Linked DNA regions of Mus musculus: all the other regions are linked to region 2. A link is a loop called in an ENCODE intact Hi-C map of the cell type or tissue named here. Cell type or tissue: left cerebral cortex. All regions are shown on one strand.

The links. Hi-C counts contacts between places; a loop is a spot of excess contacts. Peaks named below come from ENCODE experiments on the same cell type or tissue, not always from the same donor. Only the 100,000 strongest peaks of a DNase experiment are listed, where the experiment ranks them.
Region 1: it touches region 2 in a loop (6-fold over the local background); 30 of 42 quality-filtered maps call a loop at or near these places.
Region 3: it touches region 2 in a loop (4-fold over the local background); 30 of 42 quality-filtered maps call a loop at or near these places.

The regions. Positions count from the first base shown.
Region 1 is chr15:37,332,678-37,335,177 of GRCm38, reverse strand. All of the region lies in intron 9 of Grhl2 (grainyhead like transcription factor 2), which reads right to left. Among named protein-coding and RNA genes, the nearest start is that of 4930447A16Rik, 92 kb to the left of the region's middle. In left cerebral cortex, CTCF peaks have their summits at 270 (motif pointing right) and 1,143 (motif pointing right); no DNase peak of the experiment used is centred here.
Region 2 is chr15:37,132,980-37,135,479 of GRCm38, reverse strand. All of the region lies in intron 2 of Gm41302 (a long non-coding RNA gene), which reads left to right. Gm41301 (a long non-coding RNA gene) reads left to right here. Exons shown (of 3, transcript XR_875169.2): 1 at 1-19; 2 at 417-503; 3 at 1,265-2,257. Among named protein-coding and RNA genes, the nearest start is that of Gm41301, 1.5 kb to the left of the region's middle. In left cerebral cortex, a CTCF peak has its summit at 1,418; DNase peaks (open chromatin) are centred at 372, 797 and 1,393; H3K4me3 peaks cover 342 bases; H3K27ac peaks cover 816 bases.
Region 3 is chr15:37,327,449-37,329,948 of GRCm38, reverse strand. It overlaps Grhl2 (grainyhead like transcription factor 2), which reads right to left. Exons shown (of 16, transcript NM_026496.4): 9 at 1,561-1,719. Among named protein-coding and RNA genes, the nearest start is that of Gm16136, 96 kb to the right of the region's middle. In left cerebral cortex, a CTCF peak has its summit at 1,102; a DNase peak (open chromatin) is centred at 1,105.

The DNA of each region.
Region 1 (2,500 bases), 200 kb before region 2:
GCTATTAATAGAATGACCTTTTCCTGTGCAAGTTTTCCTCTGCATATGGTTATGAACTTAAAGAAAAAAATCACCACAGGAAGAAAGGGCATTCCTCTTTAAGTGGTGCTCACACAAAGATGAGGGATTGCTCAGCACATGAAAGTATTGATATTCTCCTATGTGCCTACCACACAGAAGACACATGCATCGACTTCTGTTCTTTGTAAATTGACTTTTTTCCTAAGAATTATTTATTTATTGTATGTAAGTACACTATAGCTGTCTTCAGACACACCAGAAGAGGGCAGCAGATCTCATTACAGATGGTTGTGAGCCACCGTGTGGTTGCTGGGATTTGAACTCAGGACCTCTGGAAGAGCAGTAGTGCTCTTAACCACTGGGCTATCTATCCAGCCCATAAACTGACTTTTTAATATAGTTCCATAAAGTTATAATCCTGCTTCAATTACTGATCAGCTGTCTGGGCACTTGCACCATTCGCTGCTCATCTTTCTTTTGGGCCATTTGTTAACTTATTTTCCTCTGTCTCCCAGTCAGAGACATCCCATCCCAGCAGATTCCTCTTGCTTTCTCTCTTGGCTTCAGGAGAATTACCCACAATGCCTAGACAGGTGACATTCATGGGACAAGCTTCTTCCCTAGGTCTTGGTCCATGTTAGCAATCCCTTTCCCTGCAGTAGCTACTCAGGGAACAGTGATGCATAAAGCAACCTTCAGAAATGGCCTGACACTGTCAGAGAAAACACATTTGGCAAAATAAAATGCATTCCTCTCTGGGCAAGAAAGGAAAAGAAAGGAAAAAGGGAAAAGAAGAAAGGAAGTCAAAAGGCAAAGTCAAAATTGCTGAACATATTTCAAGCATTTGACACATAAAGTGTCAAATTCCAACTATATAAAAAAGATTTGAATCTATTCAAACACATGGATAAATATGAGCTGGTTTGCACTAAGGATATACGAATGGTTTGGTTTGAATTAAAAAGAATGAGATATACTTTTGTTCACATTGACTCTTATAGGACAGTCCCAGTTTTGACCAAGGCTAGGACTCAGTGTGGACTTGTCATCAACAGAAGCACCGTGACTTTTGAAGGGGTTCCATGTTTCACCCAGATGAGACACAGGCAATTACAGCACACCTGATACACACAGCCACCAGGGGGCGGGAGCTATTATTACTATCACTATTACATGAAAACCTGAGTGCCACTGATGCTTACAGGTCATGGAAATTCACAGCAAGGACAACATGCAGAAATACAGATACATCTGCTGTATAATACTCATCAAAATATCCGAAAATTTTGTAGAGCCTTTGCATTTGAACAAAGAGAAATGCTAAATGCTCCAGCAACGCCTCACTCAACACTGGGAAACGAACGGCAGTATTGCTTACTAGGTGCATATGGGGCACTTAGCAGAGTGCTGGAAGCTCTGTGTGATTCAGTAATTCACATAAGTGTGGGACTTCATTGTCTACCCACAAAGTATAGCTCACTCAAGACACATCCTAAGGTTACACAAATTCCTTTTTATCTTTTATTTTTGTATAGTCAACTTTTGTTTTGTTTTTAAGTGTTAGTGTTGTGTAAAAATATAGACTCATCAGACTGACTACTGCCGTCGTTTGTTTGTTCTTTTGTTTGTTTGTTGAACAACTTTACACAGCTAAAGTCACTGAGAGATGCTCATCTGAGGAAATGCCCGTGGAGCATCCTCTTGATTGATGTGAAGGGTCCCAGCCTGCTGGGGTTGGTGTCACCGTGGACAGGTGGTCCTGGGTGTATCCCAGGCTGAGCAAGCCAGGGGAAGTAAGTCAGGACACAGTGGTCCTCCATGGCCAATGCTTCCACTCCTGCCTCCAGGTTCCTGCCTTGAGCTCCTGCCCTGACGTCACTCTGTGGCGGACTATGACCTGAAAGAATAAAATGAAGTAAACCCCATCTCATAAGCTGCTTTTGGTCATGGGCTTCGCCACAGTGACAGAGAGCTAACTCAGACAGATGGGGAGGCAATCTGAATGAGAAATGCTCAGGGAGAAAGTCCATCACCAGGTGGGCTTGAAGGGTTCCAGCCTCCTCCAATCCCAGTTTTCTCTCTCTGCGTTGTGTCTGCATCTCTCTCATCTTCCTGCTCCTACTTTCACGCTGCCGTGCTTCACCAGCATGCAAACCTCTGGACTCATAAGCCAGAATAAACTCTCTTGTCCATAAGTTGTTGTGTTCGTGATGTTTTATCACAGTGAATACACATGGATACATCCAAGAATTTTTACTCTTTTTTTTTGTACTTTTTTATTTGTACTATTTCTGAGAATAGCCTAGAGCCTATGTCATCCTCCTCTTCTGTCAAACACCAAACAATGGACGATACGGTCATAGGGAAGACCCATAAGACCCAGGGTCCAGGCTTGGGAAACCACAGAGGAATTGCCAGTGGTCTTTGGGACCGAGGTTGTAGTAGAAGCTGTGGGGCTTGTGTAGGTAAAGCTGAAGAC
Region 2 (2,500 bases):
CGGGAAGGCAGCTTCTAAGGTGGGCATTGGCCTCAGACTAAGAGGGGACTGGCCGTCCTAGCCAGAGATCTCCGTCATCTTCCAAGCAGGGCTCGCTGCTCAAGCAGCAATCGTTATTGAGAAGCGGGACAGATTTGAATGAAAGCACTTTGGGGATGTCTATGTCTGTCTTAGTGTGGTGGGTGGTAAGATGCGTTAATGAACGAGCTGTGCTAATGACTAGGTTACTGTGGAAATATTTCTGAGGGGTGGAGAGGGTGACTCTCAGGATAACCTGCACTGTATTTCATATTTTGGAAGTAGTGAGAGCTGAGAAGAAAGCAGACAGTAGTAAGGTGCTACGTAGAGCCAGGCAATGTTCCATGCGCACCAGCTATTCTGCTGGCGCATGCGTGTGTCTCTCATCTCTGCAACAGGAAGTTTTGCTGGGTCCAGCATGTTGGCTCATGCCTGAAATTCTAGCACTCGGGAGGCGGAGGCAGGAGTATGGCCATGAATTCAAGGTCTGTCTGGGTTACAAAGTGAGACTACCTTAAAACAAAACAAATAAATAATAAAGTTAAAAGGACAGTGGCGCTTCTGGGTCAGCGATGCAAATGGACTCAGAATTACTGTGGTGTCAGTATTAACCCGGCCTAAGAGCCTCTACATTGCCTGCTTTAAAATTTCTCCTCTTAAACTGGGGGGAGATGGCCCACACTTTTAATCCCAGCACTCATGATAACTGATTTTGAGGCCAATCTGGTCTACAGAGCAAGTTTCAGGACAGCAGAGAGAAACCCTGTCTTGAAAAACAAGTAAACAAACAAAATCTCCTCTTCTTTCCTCAAGAACTCTATTCCTTCTTAGCAGCGATTTTAATCAGCGAGCTGGGGCTGTCCTCGTGTGACCTTTGTCAATCCCTGGAGGCTTGCTTAGCAGTTGCAAGCAAGGCTGGAGAGCTAATGTAGGTGATCAGAGTAGCGGCTGAATATCTGACAGTGCACAGCTCCCCACATCAAAGAAGTCTCCAGCCCCAAATGTCAACAGTGCTGAGGCTGACCTGTGCTTTCATGTCATAACACCATTGAAAAGCATCTATTTACTAAGTCACAGTATGGTCTGAATGGCTGACAGTCTGCATAGAAACCTTCTAGGGCAAGTTGATTTGAAAGAGGCTTGTATTTGTTTGAGAGCTCTAAATCTCTCTCTCTCTCTCTCTCTCTCTCTCTCTCTCTCTCTCTCTCTCTCTCTCTCTCATACACACACACACACACACACACAGAGCTGTGTTGGGGAGCCCCCCAGTTTTTCCTCTTCGGTTGCTATGACACCCACCTACTCCATCGATGTAGGTAGACCTACCAAGTATTCCTTTCGAAGGCTGAAGTGAAGACCCTGGTGTGAAGTCTCCACCTATCTGCAGTTACTGGAAGCACAAATCCTGATGGATGAGCCATTTTAACCCACATCACCAAACGATGGGAAAAATTCTTTAAGAATGGACAAGTGCCTGTGTTAGGTCACAGTTTCTTAATCCTTCTGGCAATTACAACGCCCCAGGAGGCCTAACAGTTTGCAGTGCCTAGGTTGGGACCCTAGACTTGTAAGAAGCACCTTTCCTGCTGACACCACCCATCAGTGTGTAAGTTAATTTTCCCGAAGGGTGACAAACACACACAATGTGCACATGTCTCTAACAAGCCCACATCTGAGTGTAGCCTCAACAGATCTGAAAGCAGAGTCTTGAAAATATCTGTACACCCATGCTCACAACAGTCACAGTAGCTGAAAACACCATGCATCCATCAGTGTAGATACAAATGAACGGAATGTGGTGTAGACACAAAGATCAGCACTCAACTTCACAAAGCGAATTGCAATGCGTACTAAAACAGGCAAAGCATCATGTTAAGGAAAGTAAGCAGTGGTAAGGAGACAGTTAGAGCAAGCTTCCATTTCTAAGAGAAACCTAGTCCGATTCAGAGACGGAAAGAGCAAGAGCTGGGGATAGGTGGGGCTGATTAATTCATAAAGTGTCGGCTTTGCATAATAGCTTAAGCTCATTCTCTATTCCTAAACCCCAACACTTAGAATGGTGTGTTAATTTGTTTGTTTGTTTGTTTGGTCGCTTGCTTGCTTAAGACAGACTCTTACTATGTAGCCCTGACTGGCCTACCTAGTAGATACAACTGTGTATACCAGGTTGGCTTCAAAATCACAGAAATCCACCTGCCTCTACTCCTAAATGATGGGATTAAAGGCATGCACCACCACACCCACTCAGGATGGTGCATTATTTAAAAGCATATATGGGGCTGGAGAGCTGGCTCAGCAGTTAAGATTTCTAGTTGTGCTTGCAAAAGACATGGCTTGTTTCCCAGCATCCTCTGGGCAGCTTAGAACCATCTGGATCTCCAATTTCAAGGTATCTGACGCCCTATTCTGGCCTCTGTAGAAAACAGGCATGCACATGGTACACAAACAAGCATAACCCCCCCCCCCACTCATACATGTAAAG
Region 3 (2,500 bases), 190 kb before region 2:
ACTGTTTTCTCCTAGCATAGGATTACTGTTAAAAAAAAATGATGATAAAAATCTCCTTATTGTCCCTAACTGTTAGAAGCCAAGAGAAGTTTTCTGTCTTTTCAATGTCTTCCTTCCTCCCTCCCTTCCTCCCTCCCCCCGAGATAGCATCTCACTATGTACACTTGGCTATCCTGAACACAAATGTAGACCAGGCTGGCCTTAAGCTCACAGAGATCTGCTTGCCTCTGCCTCCCAATCGCTGGGATACAAGGCTGATAGCTGTCACTTCATATCGTTAGTCTGAGCTGGTTTCTCCAGAACGTGGTCAGCACTCTTGTGGGGTGTTCTGCTATGGCATTTTGTCACATTTGCTTCACTTCGTTGCTTGGGAGTTTGTTGTTGTTGTTGTTGATATTGTTTTGTTCTCAATGATCATTGATCTGTGACTCCTGGATCATCTTTAGCTCTGTCCTCTGACATTTTCAGTCTCCTCCTGTATAACTTCCTTCCATCTTTGAAATCTGTCCTCTTTTCCCACCTGTCCTTCTTATGACTTTACCTGTCACATTGTTCAGGCATGGTTGCTTCCAGCATAATCTGAAATAGTTCAGTTTTCATTTCTAGTTCTTCCCTGAGTTCCAGCACATTTCGATTCTCAGGCGCGTGCTTTTCAGGTCCCTGTTGACCCCGCCTCTCCTGTTGTCGGATGCATTGACTCACCTTGAGATGCTGCTGGGCTACTTTTCATCTGCAGGGTGGTGATAGCTTTGTGTGTTCGTTCATTGTCCATAGGGAAGCTGGTCTGATCTTGGACATGACAGCACTGTATGCTGAGTGTGTAAGAAGTAGTGAACTTACTATGTAGGTGTGATATCTACTCCCAAAAATTCTAGGTGAGGCCCCATGTCATACATCAAATGGCAAAGATTAACATGATATGTTCTAGAATAGTATCTACGCCCAATGAAAGGTCTAGATCTGTCATTTCAGCTGCATGTTCACCAAAGCACAGAATACTACAAACTGAATCTCCCCTCAATCCACCCCCTGTGCTGACGAGGTTCAACTCTGGTGAGGTCATGAAGCTTATTATGGATGCTATGACAGTGAAAAGACACACGGGGGAGCTCTTCTCTTTCTCCCCCATGTGAGGCCAAGGGAGCAGGATGACTCCTGGCAGCCAAGAAGATGACCCTCCCAGGGACTGCACTCATTGATCCTAGGTTTTTATCCCCCAGAACTGTAAATAAGTTGCTAATGCTCACACCACCTAACCTGGGGTACTTTGTTTTAGCAACCTAAGAACACTAAGCCATGGAGCAATGCCAGCCATTGAATTAATAGTAAAACTGGAAGGAAAAAAAAAAAAAAAAAACAGCAAGAGCCAAAACAAAGGGCAATGGACTGGTGCCTCCCTAACACACAGCAGGACTTGAATGGAAAGCTTCTGCTTCCATAGGATAGCCAAATGACTCTCTAGACACCGCTAGACAAGAAAACGTGACAAGGGAAGACAGCCATAAAAGAAATCAGCTCATCATAGCAGTCTCCTCCTGACAAACTGTCATTCTGGCTCACCTTGTCACAGAAGACCTTGATCTGGCAGTATGCTCTGTGGATGGGTTTATTGCTGCGGTTGTTGTAGCTGTACGTGTCGATCTGAATCATCAGGGGAAGTCCTTTTACACCCTTTTGGGAGGAGAAATCTGTACTCAGGCAATTCACGGTGATAAAAATCTGAAGGAGGGAGAAAGGGAGGTGAGTTGGCAACTGCCATATAGTGGACTCCCCAGGAGAGATGTGAGCAGGCACGAAGGGAGAGTCGCACGTGGACCTGTAAGGACAACTGACAAATACCCAGCACTCTCCCACAGAAAGTGGCCAGGTGTGCAAAACAAATTACATGGCACAAAACTTGTAAGCAATTCACTTTCACATATGACCTTGAAATAGACAATTTCAGCAAAACCTTAATCATAAGTGAGGTTAGTAAAATATTATTTTTTTTCAATATATCAAAATCGCCACTTCTAAGTGAGAGAAAGGGCTCGGCAGTTTAAGGGCATTTGCTCCTTTGTAGAGGACTAGGGTTTGATTGCCAGGAGCCAGCCACATGGTGTGTCACAACTGTTGTCACTCCAGTTCCAGGGGATACAGGGCCTCCAGAGGCTCCTGCACACACACGGTGCACGTACATACACCCAGGCACACACACGTAAATTAAATTATTCAATTAATTTAAAAAGTTGTCACTTCTAATAGTTATAACTTTCCCTAACCTCTGATCTTCAGGATAAAAATTAAATAAGATAAAAACTTCCTTTTTCAATACAATAGCACTGAAACCTCGTTATGTTTGTGTAGACTTTATTCCTTGCCTGGGAAGCATGATGTCTGGAATAATATTGTATTATTGAATATCACTGGTCCCTAATGCAATGCCTAGCAGAGAACTGACACTCACTGAACCCAAGATAAATGGACCAATGACTGACCTCAACCTGGGCTCCAGCCGTGA